2 separate regions of the Homo sapiens genome follow, and region 2 is linked to region 1. A link is an interaction called in ENCODE POLR2A ChIA-PET data of the cell type or tissue named here. Cell type or tissue: K562. All regions are shown on one strand.

The links. Peaks named below come from ENCODE experiments on the same cell type or tissue, not always from the same donor. Only the 100,000 strongest peaks of a DNase experiment are listed, where the experiment ranks them.
Region 2: POLR2A ChIA-PET joins it to region 1 with 7 read pairs; 5 of 35 experiments call an interaction of 5 or more read pairs at or near these places.

The regions. Positions count from the first base shown.
Region 1 is chr16:16,171,202-16,179,201 of GRCh38, forward strand. ABCC6 (ATP binding cassette subfamily C member 6) reads right to left here. Exons shown (of 31, transcript NM_001171.6): 18 at 7,597-7,764; 19 at 6,251-6,425; 20 at 4,710-4,785; 21 at 2,083-2,203. Among named protein-coding and RNA genes, the nearest start is that of ABCC6, 48 kb to the right of the region's middle. In K562, no CTCF peak of the experiment used is centred here; a DNase peak (open chromatin) is centred at 3,042.
Region 2 is chr16:15,745,414-15,753,413 of GRCh38, forward strand. MYH11 (myosin heavy chain 11) reads right to left here. Exons shown (of 41, transcript NM_002474.3): 15 at 7,981-8,000; 16 at 4,725-4,918; 17 at 2,634-2,755; 18 at 2,461-2,530; 19 at 2,157-2,317. Among named protein-coding and RNA genes, the nearest start is that of NDE1, 99 kb to the left of the region's middle. In K562, no CTCF peak of the experiment used is centred here; no DNase peak of the experiment used is centred here; H3K27me3 peaks cover 4,175 bases.

The sequences.
Region 1 (8,000 bases):
CTCAGTGGTCTCTATTTCATCATTCTTTCTTTTAAGAGGCAGGGTCTCACTCTGTCACCCAGGCTGGATTGCAGTGACATGATCATAGCTCACTGCAGCCTCGAACTCCTGGCCTCAAGCAATCCTCCTGCCTCAGCCTCTGAAAGTGTTGGGATTACAGGCATGAGCCACTGCGCCTGATCATTCTTATTTTCTTTATAGCACTTATTGTTATTGGACATAGCTTACTTATTAGCATAATTATTTACTCTCCGTCTATCCTCACTAGTGTCTAATCTCTACCAGACTTAGCCTGGCACATAGTGGGTATTGTGTACATGTTTGCTGGATGGATGAGAGGGTAGGTGGGTGAATAAATGAGCGGGTGGGTAGGTAGGTAGGTGTGTGAATGAGTGGATGAATGGATGGAAAGATCAATGAATGGATGAACAGCTGAACAGACAGATGCATAGGTGAGGGAATGGTTGGATGTATTGTTAGGTGGGATAGATGGATGGGTAAGCGAATGGGATGGATAAATGAGTAGGTGGGTGAGTGGATGGGTTGGACAGATAAATGAGTGGGTGGGATAGATGGATAAATGAGTGGATGGGATGGACAGATAAATGAGTGGGTGGGATGGATGGATAAATGAGTGGGTGGGATGGATAAATGAGTTGGTGGGAGGGATGGATAAATGAGTAGGTGGGATGGATGGATAAATGAATGGGTGGGTGGGTGGGTGGATAAATGGGTGGGTGGGATGGATAAATGAGTGGTTGGGTGGGTGGGATGGATAAATAAGTGGATGGGATGGATAAATGGGAGGGTGGGATGGATAAATGAGTAGGTGGGATGCATAAATGAGTGGGATGGATAAATGAGTGGGTGGGATGGATAAATGAGTGGGTGGGATGGCTAAATGAGTGGGTGGGATGGATAAATGAATGGATGGGATGCATAAATGAGTGAGTGGGATGGATAAATGGGTGGGTGGGATGGATAAATGAGTGGGTGGGATGCATAAATGAGTGAGTGGGATGGATAAATGGGTGGGTGGGATGGATAAATGGGTGGGTGGGATGGATAAATGAGTGGGTGGGATGCATAAATGAGTGAGTGGGATGGATAAATGGGTATGAGTGGGTGGGATGGCTAAATGGGTGGGTGGGATGGCTAAATGAGTGGGTGGGATGGCTAAATGAGTGGGTGGGATGGCTAAATGAGTGGGTGGGATGGCTAAATGAGTGGGTGGGATGGATAAATGAGGGGGTGGGATGGATGGATAAATGAGTGGGTGGGATGGATAAATGGGTGGGTGGGATGGATAAATCAGTGGGTAGGTGAATGGATGGGATGGATAAATGAGTGGGTGGGATGGATAGGTGGGTGGGTGGATGAGCATCTAGGTGGATGATGGAATGGGTAAGTAGGTGGGTGGAGATACATAGCAGTATAGAAGATGAGAAACAGTGTAAGCTTCAGACTCAGATTGGCCTAGATTTGAGTCCCAGGTTGTGTCCCAGGCTAGATATGAAAACACAAACAAGTCTCTTAACTGTTTAAGACTTCAGTTTCTTGGCTGGGCACAGTGGCTCACACCTGTAACCCCAGCACTTTGGGAGGCAGAGGCCAGAGGATCACTTGAGCCCAGGAGTTCCAGACCAACCTGGGCAACATGGCAAAACCCATCTCTACTGAAAATACAAACATTAGCTGGGCATGGTGGCACACGCCTGTAGTCCCAGCTACTTGAGAGACTGAGGTAGGAGGATTGCTTTAGCCCAGGAGGTCGAGGCTGCAGTGAGCTATGATTACATCACTGCGGTCCAGCCTGGGTGAGTGAGCGAGCCACTTTCTCAAAATCAAAATAAAATAAATTTTAAAAGAATTCAGTTTCTTTATGTCTGAAATAGACCTATCATATCTATTTTTTAGGGTGGTTGTGAGGATTAAGAAAATGAACATCTAGAATGCTACTGGCACATAGTAGGTGCTCAAGAAAGGTGAGTATCACTGCCAAGTGCTACATTTGGTGGGAAGACTTGGGCCCCTGGAGGTGGCAGCAGTGGGTGGGGAGGGGTGGGTGAAGCTGGTGGTTACCCTGCCGTATTGGATGCTGTCCTTTCCTGCTGGCCATCCTGCCCTGTCAGGGTCATCCAGAGGAACCTCTGTCTGGGCTTCTGAAGTGGTACGGTCCTTCTCAGGGACTGACTTGATGGACCTGTCATTTAGAGGAAATGAAGACAAAGTCAGTATCTCTCCCAATGGTGGGGTGTATGTGCCTAACCCTCAGGCCCACTGACAGCCACTGAGCTCTGGGTACACTCTGTACTCTTTCATTCATTCATTTATCTAACAGAATACTGACCAGATATCACACTTCCCTTCTTCCCATATGGTACCCAGCTAAATGCCATCTATTACCCCAGGGTCAAGCAAGCCCATTCTTCTGATGCCAATTCACAGGATGAACTTAACTTGCCCACCATTGGAACTCTGTTCTCAGAATTTTCTTTTTTTTTTTTTTTTGAGATGGGGTCTTGCTGCATTGCCCAGGTTGGTCTCAAACTCCTGAGCTCAAGCAATCCACCTGCCTCAGCCTCCCAAAGTGCTGGGATTACAGGCATGAGCCACCATGCCCAGCCTGTTCTCAGAATTTTTATTTTGGCTTAAGCTTTCGTGCAATTGTTTTGTTCCTACTGTATACCATCAGATTTGTCAGTCCAACTGGCAGAATATAAATTATGCACAATTCAGATGCTAAAGACTCTTTGAATGTTTTATCTGTGGATGAGTGGGCTGACTTAACCTCTGTGCCTCAGTTTCCTCAGCTGTAAAAATAGGAATATTATCTATCTATCCATCCATCCATTTATCCATTCATCTACATACCTGTATATCTACATATACATGTCTACCTACCTTCTATTAAATTGAGGTTAGCCCAAAGCTGCCTCCTTACATATTTTAAGTTTGGCCTAAAGGTTTTCCCCGTACATAGTGAACTGTAACCTAATTGGACTCAAACAGACTGCAACCTACTCCTGTGTCAATCACTGAGTTTCAGCCAATCAAAGGCAACCAACCGTTCAAACCATGTTCCAATAAAGCAAACGCTGAGCTGTAACCAATCCGGCTGTTTCTGTACCTCACTTCTGTTTTCTGTCCTTCACCTTCCTTTTTCTGTCTATTAATCTTTGACCCCGTGGCTGTACCAGAGCCTCTCTGGACGTATTCTGGTTCAGGGACTGCCCGATGTGCGGATCATTCTTTGCTTAGTTAACCTCTGTTAGCCAGGTGCAGTGGCTCACGCGTGTAATCCCAGCACTTTGGGAGGCTGAGGCAGGTGGAACACCTGAAGTCAGGAGTTTGAGACCATCCTGGACAACATGGCAAAACCCTGTCTCTACTAAAAATACAAAAATTAGCCGGGCCTGGTCACATGTGCCTGTAGTCCCAGCTACTCAAGAGACTGAGGCATGAGAATCGCTTGAACCTGGGAGACGGGGATTGCAGTGAGCCGAGATTGTGCCATTGCACTCCAGCCTGGGCGACAGAGCAAGATTCTGTCTCAAAACCCCCCCCCGCAAAAAACAAAAAACCTCAGACACATTAAATTTGCTAGAGGTTAATTTGGCACAATCTCGGCTCACTGCAACCTCCGCCTCCGAGGTTCAAGTGATTCTCGTGCCTCAGCCTCCCGAGTAGCTGGGACTACAGGCACATGCCACCACGCCGGCTTTTTTTTTTTAATTTACTTATTTTTTATTTTTAGTAGAGACGGGTTCACCATGTTGGCCAGGCTGGTCTCGAACTCCTGACCTCTAGCTAGTGATCCACCCGCTTCAGTTTCCCAAAGTGCTGGGATTACAGGTGTGAGCCACCATGCCCAGCCTTAATGTGTCTACTGGTTTTCTTTTAACATGACTACCTATCCATCTGATCTTACTTCAGATTCTTGTGCGCTGTGAAGGTGGTGGGATTTCTCAGTGTGTGTGTGATTGAGAAGTGCCCTCAGGGTGGCTAGCTGGGATGGGGGTCAGCCCCAATGGTCCCTGGGGACTGAGGCCCCTCAAGATCGCTGCCGCCCACCACCCCTGTATAGCAGGCACTTAAGCTCAGGCCATCTGGTATCAGTGGCCTGTTGTTCTGCTTCCCAAGACCCCTCTCATTAAGAGGGGAGAGTATCAGGCAGCAGGTCCTTCTGCTGCCGACAGCTCCACAGTGAGCCCAGCTGTGTCCTGGCTGGAGGGAGCTGAGAAAAGAGGGGACCGGAGGCCTCCTCCTGGCCCCTTGCCCACGTGTTCTGGCCAGCGTCAAGTGATGCTGTGCATACAGACCCAAGCCCTGTGCATAGCCAGCCTGTCAAAGCATAAGTGGCCAGGCCTGGCATGGTGGTTTACAGCTATGGGGAGGAACCAGTCCTGCCCTACTGCAGCATTCAGACAACTCCAGCAAGCTGGCCTCGGCCCACTTGAAGACATCCATCAATTGGAAGGCATATTGTTCATTCCATGAACTGGCCTTATAGGGGCCTAATCATCTTGGCTAACTGGACCAATTTTGGTAAATTATCCCTCAGCAGGGCACCATGGGGGGGACTTCAGCAGGTTCTCTATCCATAATGGTTTTGGTTGCCCGCCTAACTGCCCGAGATGCGGGTGGTCCCTTCAGCTACTTCAGCTTCAGCCTGTGCCCTTCTGAGTGTGGCACCATGGTGGACTCACCTCTCGCGTCTAAGCTCGGGCCTCCTGCCTGCAGAGGTGCCTCTGGGGTCCTTGGTGCTGGTCCCAGGTTCTGTTTCTGCAAGGTCAAGAGAGTCCTGTCACGCAACACGGCCCAGATACCCACTTTGACACCCACTGACTATGTGGCCTTAACCGCTCTGACCATCCATTTCCCCTGATCTGGCTCCTGCCACGTCTCCAGCAACCTCTCTCAACACCCCACTCTGAGTTCTTCCAGGAACATCCTTCAGGCATTCACTCACTCATTCATTTCTTCAATCAGTGATAACTGAGCACCTACTATGAACTTGAGGTTGGAAAAACAGCATTTAACACTGTACAAAGTCAAGTTACCTCTGTTTCCCCCAACAGCCTTGCTCAAGCAGTTCCTTGTGTCTGGAATGCTTTTTTCTGGCTAACTCTCACCTACCCTCAGGTACCATCTCCCCTAGGAAGGACACCTCCCCACCACTATCCCCCAGGTGTGGCCAGTAACTGAAAGCAAATCTGTAGTAGTTTAACCACAGACCTGTAAGCAACAAGTAACTGCTACTGTAAGCTGCTAGGATTTGGGGGGCTATTTGTTACACAGCATCATCACAGCAAAAGCTGACCAACACAAACAGGCAAGTTCTATCTTCAAGCTTCAGGACTGTGACATTGTGAATCAACACTTAAGGTTTTAACCAGGTTGGGCCAGTGCTAAGCAGATGTTCTCAGAAGAAGCAAAGCCTGAGATTGAGGGAGACCTGGATGTGAATCCTTGCTTTGTCATGAAGGGATAGTGTAGAGGGTAGCAATTAAAAAACACATTCTCTGGAATCAAGTTGCTTGGGTTCAAATCCCAGTGCTGCCACTTACAAGCCATGTAACCTGGGACTAGTTCCTTAACTTCTGGGCCTCAGTTTCCTCATCTGTGAAATGGAAATGATTCTAGTACCAGCCTCACAGGGGCATTATGTTGATTAAATGAGCTAACCTCTGTGATGTGCTGTTAGTTGCTACTTTTCAGTCATTGTGAGTGAGCTTGGCTTGGCAACTTTACTTCCAGAACCTTGCCATGTATCCAGCACACTGTTTTTCTGGATTATTAGAAACCCTAGCTAGCATGGTGTAGCTTGCTAGGCATCAAAGTCCTTCTTGGGCTGTCTCCATAGCAACTGCAAGCATAGACTCTGGAGCTGGACATACTCAAGTTCTAATCTTGTGACCTTGGGCAAGTGATTTAACTCTCTTTGCCTCAGTTTGCTCATCTGTAAAATGACAGCAATAACTTCACATGCCTCTGGGGCATGTGTGAGAATCAAATGAAATAGTGTATTTTTTACAGAAGCACTTAGCACAACCCCTGGCTCATGGATGATGTTATCGGCTATTCTTGGAGAAAGGTGACCTATTAAGAGAGCTGTCTGCTTCCAGGCCTAGGCCTGCAGACAGGGTGTGGCCAGAGCACTCCATTCATGCCAGTAGGACCCTTCGAGCCTTTTCCCCCAAGGGTGGCAGGAGCCAGGCCTGGAGAATCAGCAAAGCCCACCTAGTACCTCCTTCTCCTCTATCTCCTGGCTGTCTGGCTTGATCCAGAAGACACATGAGGGCCCCCTTCCTCTGCAGAAGCTCCTGGTAGGAACCCATCTCTGCGATGGCCCCATTTGCCAGCACTATGATCCAATCAGCCTGGGGCAGGATGTGGAGTGCGTGCGTCACGAGAATCCGTGTCTGGGCAGGGAAGGGGTAGAAGTTACACACATGTGGCCGGGTGCAGTGGCTCATGCCTGTAATCCCAACACTTTGGGAAGCCAAAGCATGTGGATCACTTGAGGCCAGAAGTTCGAGACCAGCCTGGCTGACACGGCTAAGCCCCATCTCTACTAAAAATACAAAAATTAGCTAGGTGAGGTGGCGCACACCTGTAGTCTCAGCTACTTTGGAGGCTAAGGCAAGAGAATCACTTAAACCTGGGAGGTGGAGCTTGCAGTGAGGCGAGATTGGACCACAGCACTCCATCCTGGGTGACAGAGCAAGACTCTGTCAAGAAAGGAAAGAAAGAAAGAGAAGAAAAGAAAGAAGAAAAGAAAAGAAACAAAGGAAGGAAGGAAAGAGAGAGAGAGAGAAAGAAAGAAAAAAAAAATGTACGGCCGAGCGCAGTGGCTCATGCCTGTAATCCCAGCACTTTGGGAGGCCGAGGCAGATGGATCACCTGAGGTCAGGAGTTCGAGACCAGCCTGGCCAACATGGTGAAACCCTTTCTCTACTAAAAATACAAAAAATTAGCTGGGCGTGGTGGCGGGCACCTGTAGTCCCAGCTACTCGGGAGGCTGAGGCAGGAGAATGGCGTGAACCCGGGAGCCGGAGCTTCCAGTGAGCGGAGATCGCACCACTGCCCTCCAGACTGAAAGACAGAGCGAGACTCCATCTCAAAAAAAAAAGAAAAAGAAAAAAGTTACACACATGTGCTTGGCCAGCCTCCTGAGCTGGGGGTTGGGGTGGGGGTATTGTCCCTGGACTCAGAGTGGGGACAGCTCCCCTTCTTGTGCTCCTGCCGCCTTTCTTGTAAACAGCATATCCAAATAGAGAAACAGAGGGGACTCCCTTAGCCTGTGTCTCAAAACAAGAAGACAAGGAGTACATCTGACCCTGGCCAATCATCCAAGGCAAAGCTGTAGTAGTTAAATCACAGATCCATAAGGAAGAAACACCTGCTGTTGTAAGCTGCTGGGATCTGGGGGTTGTTTGTTACATAGCATTGTCACAGCAAAAGCTGACCAATACAAAGAGGAAATTGGACTCAAGTGGAAGGGGGAGGTGAGATAAACTTGGGTTAGGACTGGATGCTAAGTGCTTCCTCTGCCTTTGCCCTGTACTGTCTGACACATGTTCCCAAACTTACTGTTCCCTGGAGTAGTCCACCAGGCCCAATGACCTGGTTGAAGACATGCTGGCCAACGTGGGCATCCAGGGCCGCCAGGGGGTCATCCAGCAGGTACACAGCTGCCTTTCTGTATACAGCCCGGGCCAGGCTCAGCCGCTGCTTCTGGCCTCCGGAGAGATTCATGCCCTGTGGCCACAAAAGGAACAGTGGCCTGAGTCAGCATCTACAGGGTGAAACTGGGGTGCCCAGGCTGTGGCAGGTCAGGGCACACCTGCCCATCAGGGTGAGGTACAGCTCAACATGCCTATTCCCTGGGGACAGGCCCAGCTTCCAAGGCACTCGCTCTCAAGCCAACAATGCCTCCATCCTTACCCGACCTCACTTCTCCACTTCCCAAGCACGCTTCCTGGAGGAGTTACCTA
Region 2 (8,000 bases), 430 kb before region 1:
TCTACAGGACAGAGCCTTTTTCAGTGGACAAGGAAGACCCAGGGCTCACAACATGCCCTGGACTTAGCTGAGATCCAAACACCACTCAGAAAACACAACTATGTGCATCATTCCTAAGGGGGCTCCCGTACTCCCCAGCTGCACTAGCTGTTTCTTTTTTCTTTCTTTCTTTTTTTTTTTTTTTTTTTTTTGAGATAGAGTTTCGCTCTTGTTGCCCAGGCTGGAGTGCGGTGGCACGATCTCAGCTCACTGCAAACTCCACCTCCGGGGTTCAAGTGATTCTCCTGCTTCAGCCTCCTGAGTAGCTTGGATTACAGGTGCCCACAACCATGCCTGGCTAATTTTTGTATTTTTAGTAGAGATGGGGTTTCCCATGTTGGCCAGGTGGGTCTCAAACTCCTGACCTCAGGTGATCCACCCACCTTGGCCTCCCAAAGTGCTGGGATTACAGGTAGGAGCCACCATGCCCAGCCTACACCAGCTGTTTCTGACTAACTTATTTATTTATTTGTTTATTTTCAGAGACAGGGTCTGGCTCTGCGGCCCAGGCTGGAGTGCAGTGGTGTGATGATGGCTCACTGCAGCCTCAAATTCCTGGGCTTAAATGATCCTCCTGCCTCAGCCTCCCAAGTAGTTGGGACTACGGGCACATGCTACCATGCCCAGCTAATTTTTAAAGTTTTTTTTTTTTGGTAGAGATAGGGGTCTCGCCATGTTGCCCAGGCTGGTCTCAAACTCCTGGGCTCAAGCAATCCTCCTGCCTCGGCCTCCCAAAGTGCCTGGGATTACAGGTGTCAGCTACCACACCCAGCCCTGTCAAACCTATTCTCTCCTGGGTTGTTTTAGGAATTTCACACTGTGACCCTGAACCAGCACTCTTCCCGTTTAAGGGCTATCGATAGATTGAGAAACGATAGAACAGTGAACGTAATTCTGTCTTCCCTGCTTGGCTGCCATCTTGGACACAGGAAAACTTTAAGAATAAAATTGCCCCAGTTATCCAGGAAGGACAGCAACAGGGAACTTAGTAACGAAACTTGACAAGTTAGGTCTGTTGCGGGAGGGCCAAGAGCTCCCAAAGCTGGCCTTGACCATCTTGGGTCCATGTGTCAATGAATGAACCTGACACATCAGGGTCCTACTGGTGAGGGTGTGGTCTCTGCCCAATGACAACACACACCCCAGACAGAGAGCGACCCCACCTGTCCCTGCAGTCCCTGGGGTATGACTTTCATTAAGGAACCCGAACCCTTCCCCGGCTCCCAGTCTTCACAGAACAGCTGGGACATCACACCCTCCAAAACCCTGCCTTATAAATCCCACTGGGACACGGGGATCTAGACACCGTCAAGTCCTCTTTCCTCAATGGTTTATCCAATTCTAACATGTCTAGGCTGGGCGCAGTGGGTCATGCCTATAATCCCAGCACTTTGGGAGGCCAAGGCAGGTGGATCACTTGAGACCAGGAATTTGAGACCAGCCTGGCCAACATGGTGAAACTTTGTCTCTACTAAAAATACAAAAATTAGGCCAGTGTGGTGGTGGGCGCCTCTAATTCCAGCCACTCGGGAGGCTCAGACACGAGAATTGCTTGAGTCCAAGAGGCAGAGGTTGCAGTGAGTTGAGACTGCGCCACTGCACTCCAGCCTGGGCGACAGAGAGAGAGAGAGAGACTCTGTCTCAAAAAGGAAGAAGAAAGGAAGGAAGGAAGGGAGGGAGGGAAGGAAGGAGTGAGGGAGGGAGGTAAAAACAACAACAATCATTTCTGACCTGAGAACCACGCACTGTTCTAAGCTCTCGTCATGCGTTATCTTAGTGACACCTCATGAACAGCTCTCTGAGGTCAAAATGATTATGCTCAGTTTCCAGCTAAAAAACTGGAAGCTCAGAGAGGTAGAGTAACTTGCCCAAGGTTCATCAGCAAAAACTGGGGCATCCACGATGAGAACCCAGGTCTAAAACTCGTTCCCTTCCTGCACTCGTAACTTGGTACATTTATTTAAAGTAGAAGCATTTCTTCCCCTTCAAGAAAAGGCTGTCATTCAGTCAATGATGCATCTTAAACAGGTGGCCTCTTAGAATCAGGGAATCAGAACAGAAAGGCCCCTGTTTGTGATTCGCGTTTGAGGTATTAGGATGCAGGAAAGCATCTTTACTTTCTGGCCAAGTAGCCACGACACATCGCCTGGAAGGCCATGATGACATCGGTGATCTTCAAATCTCGCTCCTCCTCTAGGTGGGCCAGGACGCCAGTTCGGAAGAAGATTTTGCTCTGCCCTATCCTGTATAAGTTGGGGTCAAGTTCCAGGGCTTTGATCTGCAAAAGGAAGGAAAGGAAGAGCTCCTGATTTCCACTGTGCCATTTGGCCAGTGATGACATGGGTAAGAACGGTCCCACCAAGAGCAGCAGGTGGCTTGCGGCCAGAGGTTGGGAGGTCTCTGGTGGACTTCTGGGCTCACCATGAGAATGCAGGCCTGCTTCCCGTCCATGAAGCCTTTGGGGATGGCATTCGCCGCCAGGATCTCGTAGCTTGAAACACAGAGCAGAAGTCACCCCGGGTACCTCCAGCATCCATTCCTCCACCCAGTCCCGCTCACCCCCTGCCCTACCTGGGCCAGACCTTGGGACTTACCGTTGGCGGAACTCCTGGAAGACGATCCGGTTGGGGAAGCCCTGCCGGCAGATGCGAATGCCTTCCAGCACCCCATTGCACCGCAGCTGCTCCAGCACCAGGAACGCATCCAGCTTGCCGGACTGCAAAGGTCAAAGAGGGCAGTGGATCCCTGGGGCCAGAAACCATGGCGCAGCAAAGCCCCAAACCTCCTACCTGGATGACCCACCTGGCCAGGCCATGAGGGTACCAACAGAAGCACCCAAGGAGGGCTTAGCTGAGGGCCGAGGGGCAAAGCAGTGCCCCCCTCTGGGTTTTCATCTCTTTGCTTCGGCAATGGCTGCCTCATGATCTCTCTGGTTCTTGGTGACACTAGCATCGCCTGGCTGGAACCTGGGGCTTCCTCCTCATCACCTCGTCTCCCTCACTTCCTGTCCATCAGCAGTTTGATTGCTTCTAGCTCCCAAATATCTCCCAACCCCCCCACTTCTCTTCACCACCATTGTCTCCACTATCTTCTCCTGCCTGGACAACCACAGAAACCACCCACCTGGTCTCTCTCTCTGGTCTTGCCTCTCCCCTCAATCCCTTTGTCCTTTTTATTTTTTGAGATAGGGTCCCATTCTGTCAGCCAGGCTGGAGTCCAGTGGTGCGATCATGGCTCACTGCAGCCTCAAACTCCTGGGCTCAAGTGATCCTCCCAAATCAGCCTCCCAAGTATTTGGGACCACAGGTATGTGCTACCATGCCTGGAAAATTTTTAAAAATGTTTTTGTAGATATAGGGTCTTGCTATGTTGCCCAGGCTAGCCTTGAACACCTGGTCTCAAGTGATCCTCCCACCTCAACCTCCCAAAGTGTTGGGATTATAGGCATGAGCTAGCATATGCCCAGCCCCCTCATTCACTTCCTAAAATGTAAATCTGACCATGATATAGCCCTGCTTTAACACCCCCAATGGCATGCCTAGAGAGAGAAGGCCAAGCTCCAGAAAGAACACAAGGAGCACCACGATCTAGCCCCTGCCTACCCATTCAGCCTCAATCCTACCTCACACCATCTGATTCCTACCTCATGCCATCACACATTTGCAACATGAAATGACCTATTTAGCATTTTCTTTCCTTTTTTTTTTTTTTTTTTAAGATGGAGTCTCGCTCTGCTGCCCAGGCTGGAATGCTGTGGTGCAATCTCAGCTCACTGCAACCTCCGCCTCCTGGGTTCAACAGATTTTTGTTTCTCAGCCTCCTGAGTAGCTGGGATTACAGGCGTGAGCAACACGCCTGGACACTATCTAGCATTTTCTTACCTAGTTCCTTCACTTCTCACCTCCACACTCTTGCTTAGCCTGGGCCCTCTGCTTATCCTAGGCCCCCTGCTTATCCTAGGCCCCACCCTGCCTTCCATGTCACCAAGTTGATGGCCACACATTCTTAACGTTCAAGTTCACCAGAAGCTTTCTCTGAGTCCTGAGGCTGTGGGAGGAGCCCTGGCTCTTTGGTGTTCTCCTAACTGACCACATTCCATCACCATCATCAGCTGTATGTTTACCTCTCCCCGTGTCTCCCATAACCTCAGCACTACTGGCATCTTGTAGGGATTCTGTGCTGGGGGTTGAGGGACCATCCTGTGCATTGTACAATGCTTAGGGCATCCCTGGCCCCTACCCACTAGATGCTGACTAACAGCCCCCTCCTGGTTGTGACAACCAAAAATGTCTGTAGCATGTCCATATAGAGGACACAATCGCCCCAAGCTGAAGATGCCTGCACCAGATTATGAGAAACCCACAGGGAAGGGCTACAATTTTTCTAACACTGCTCCCCAGCACCCAGGACAGGGCAGAGCCCAGTGAATACTTCCTGGGATAATGAATGAATGAGTGGCTGGATGACCTGCACAGCAACTCCACAACTGAAAAGTCTCTGGATGCATCCTCCCTTCCTCCTTTTCCTCCAGGGATGGGGAATGGGTCTGAGATTCAGATAGCCTTCCCCACATGGAAAATGGGGTCCTCGGGGTAGGTGGGGGCAGAGGGCGCCCTGGGGACGCTGTGACCGCTTGGGACAGCCCTGGCTTCTGGGAGCCCCAGGGTCTGGGCGGCGGGCCTCACCCTCTTCTCGTGGTTGGGGATGATGCAGCGCACGAAGTTGGGCGTGGTGTTGCGTAGCGTGGTCATCAGCTTGCCCAGCTGCTCCTTGTACAGCTGCCCCACTGTGCGGAACATGCCCTTCTTGGTCTTGGAGGCGCTGGGCAGCGAGCTCTCCGTCATCTTGGCCATCTGGTCCAGGCCCACGATGCGGTCCACTATGGGGCACAGCCAGGGTGGCATCAGCCTCTGGCCCACCCACCCCTAAATAGGCCAGAGGCTCAGCCCCAGCCCCACCCACCAACCTGCCCACTCCAATCTTTCCTTCCATCACCAACGCCTCCTTCGGCAGTCAGGGTTTCCAAGTATTGTCTATTGGGGAAATCCTGAGAGCACCTGAGTGGCAGAAAGAACAAATTCCCTGTGATGGAGTCACGCTGACCTAGGAGTCAAGCCTGCTCTCGCTGTCCACTCACTGACTAGCCTTGGCTTGGCACTATCCTGTGCCTCAGTCTCCCTTTCTACAAAAGGGAGGTAATAATACCGTCTACCTTCTAGGGCAGGGGTAAAAAAAAATAAGGCACAGAAGGCACTTATTCCCTGCCAGCCTCCAATCTTTCATCCACCAACAAATAGTTATTGAGGACCTTCTGTGCTCCAGGCCCTGGGGACACTGCTGTGAACAAAAAAAGACCCGGCCCCCTCACCCCGCTTATATCACAGGGAAGGAGACAGACAGAGATCACAGATGTTAAGTATGGAATATCTTGAGTAGTGAGGTGTGCGTAGAAAAATAAAAATAGGGTAAAGCGGAGAGAGAGTGAAGAGGGTGCTCTCTTAGACAAGGAGGTGGTGGGCTCTGCTAAGTTGATATTTGAGCAGAAACCAGCAAGAAATGAGTGGGTAACCATGTAGGTATCCACGGAAGAAATATTCTGAGGCAGAAGATACAGCACACACTCCGAGATAGCCTGGCACATCAGTAAGTGCTCAACAAAAAGTAGGTATTATTATTATTATTATTATTATTATTATTATTATTATTATCATTATTTTATTTTATTGAGACGGAGTTTCACTCTTGTTGGCCAGGCTGGAGTGCAATGGCGTGATCTCGGCTCACCACAACGTCCGCCTCCCGGGTTCCAGCAATTCTCCCGCCTCAGCCTCCCAGTAGCTGGGATTACAGGCATGCGCCACCACGCCCGGCTCATTTTTTTTATATTTTTAGTAGAGACAGAGTTTCTCCATGTTGGTCAGGCTGGTCTCGAACTCCTGACCTCAGGTGATTCCCCTGCCTTGGCCTCCCAATGTGCTGGGATTACAGGCGTGAGCTACCGCGCCCGGCCATCATCATCATCATCATCATCATCATCATCATCACCTCCAAGGTTCTTTTTCTACCAGCCCAGCAGGTCCTGCACATGCCAAGCCCAACCCACAGGCCATGGATGGCACCATTTCTTCACCTTCTACTCAGATTCTGTGTAACAATCTTTTTTTTTTTTTTTTTTTTTTGAGACAAGCTCTCACTCTGTCGCCCAGCTGGAGAGCAGTGGCACGATCTTGGCTCACTGCAACCTTCACCACCCAGGTTCAGGTGATTCTCCTGCCTTAGCCTCCTGAGTAGCTGGGATTACAGGCACCCACCAGCACACCCGGCTAATTTTGTTTTTATTTTTTATTTTTAGTTTTATTTTTTCAAGACAGAGTCTTGCTCTTTTGCCCAGGCTGGAGTCCAATGGCACAATCTCAGCTCACTGCAACCTGCGCCTCCCAGGTTCAAGCAGTTCTCCTGCCTCAGCCTCCCGAGTAGCTGGGATTACCACCACCACGCCCAGTTAGTTTTTGTATTTTTAGTAGAGATGGGGTTTCGCCACGTTGGCCAGACTGGTCTCGAACTCTTGACCTCAACTGATCCTCCTGCCTCAGCCTCCCAAAGTGCTGAGATTACAGGTGTGAGCCACCATGCGCAGCCTCATGCTTGTCTCTCTGCTTGTCTTTGAGAGTCTCATCTCTCCCACAAGACTGTGGGTCCCGCAGAGGAGGGACTACAGGCTTCATCATGTGTCCTGGGATGACACAGACCCAGGGTGCGATGTTGTTCCCTAGGCCCAGAGCCTGGCATATGGTTAGGGCACAGCTGGCCCCTCCTGGAGCCCTTTTTTTAGCATGCTTAAAACAAGGGGAGACCAGTCCTGTAAGCCCCAGGCCCATGGGCCCTGTGCCAAGAATAAAACCTGCTGTGGACACTGATGGCCAGGGACAAACAGCAAACCCCCTCCCCTCATCATCACTCCAGCAGCTCTTCACAGGGATCATCTATTCACTGGTTCTCAAAGGGAGCCGGAGTGTGGTCCCTAGACCAGCAGCATCACCTGGGATGAATGTTTTCAGGCCCGCCCCATCCCTGGCCCCAGACCTGCAGAATTAGATCTTAGGGTAGGCCCAGCCATCTGGGTTTTAAAAAGCCCTCCAAAGAGGGCCAGGTGCAGTGGCTCACACCTGTAATCCCAGCACTTTTTGAGGCTGAGGTGGGCGGATCACCTGAGGTCAGGAGTTTGAGACCAGCCTGGCCAACATGGGGGAACCCCGTCTCTACTAAAAATACAAAAATTAGCCAGGTATGGTGGTGTGTGCCTGTAATGCTAGCTACTTGGGAGGCTGAGGCAGGAAAATCACTGGAACCCAGAAGGTGGAGGCTGCAGTGAGCCAAGATTGCACCACCGCCCTCCAGCCTGGGTGACAAAGCAAGACTCTGTCCCTAAATAAATAAACAAAGCCTTCCAGGGGGTCATGATGCCTGCTTGAGTTTGAGCATCACTGGTCTAATTTAACCCTCATAATACCTCTAGTAGAGACGGCAACTATTATTGCATCTCCTGTTTTACTAATGAGGACAATGAAGCTTAATGACATCAAGTGACTCATCCAAGACCACAGAGCTAGGAGGTGGCAGAGACAAGATACAGTGAAGTCCTTCTGACTCTGGACAGGGCAGTCTAACTCCCCGTGCCTGGCATGCTGTTTCTCCTCTATTGCCTGAGCCCTGACCTCAGGACCTCAATCCCCTCGGGACATGTAGGATTGAGGGGCTCAGGGACCCCCACTCAGGAAGAAATTGTTTCAACGAGACATCACCAGCCCATGCCAATGCTCTTCCTTCCCCTGCCCCCATGTAAAGGCCTCCCCTCCTGGGGCAGGTGTGAGAGTCGGGGGACTTGGGTGTTCAATTCTCCAGCTCAAAGCAGAACATGGACCCGAGCAGAGAAGGCCTTACCGTCCTTCCACAGGTCGGCC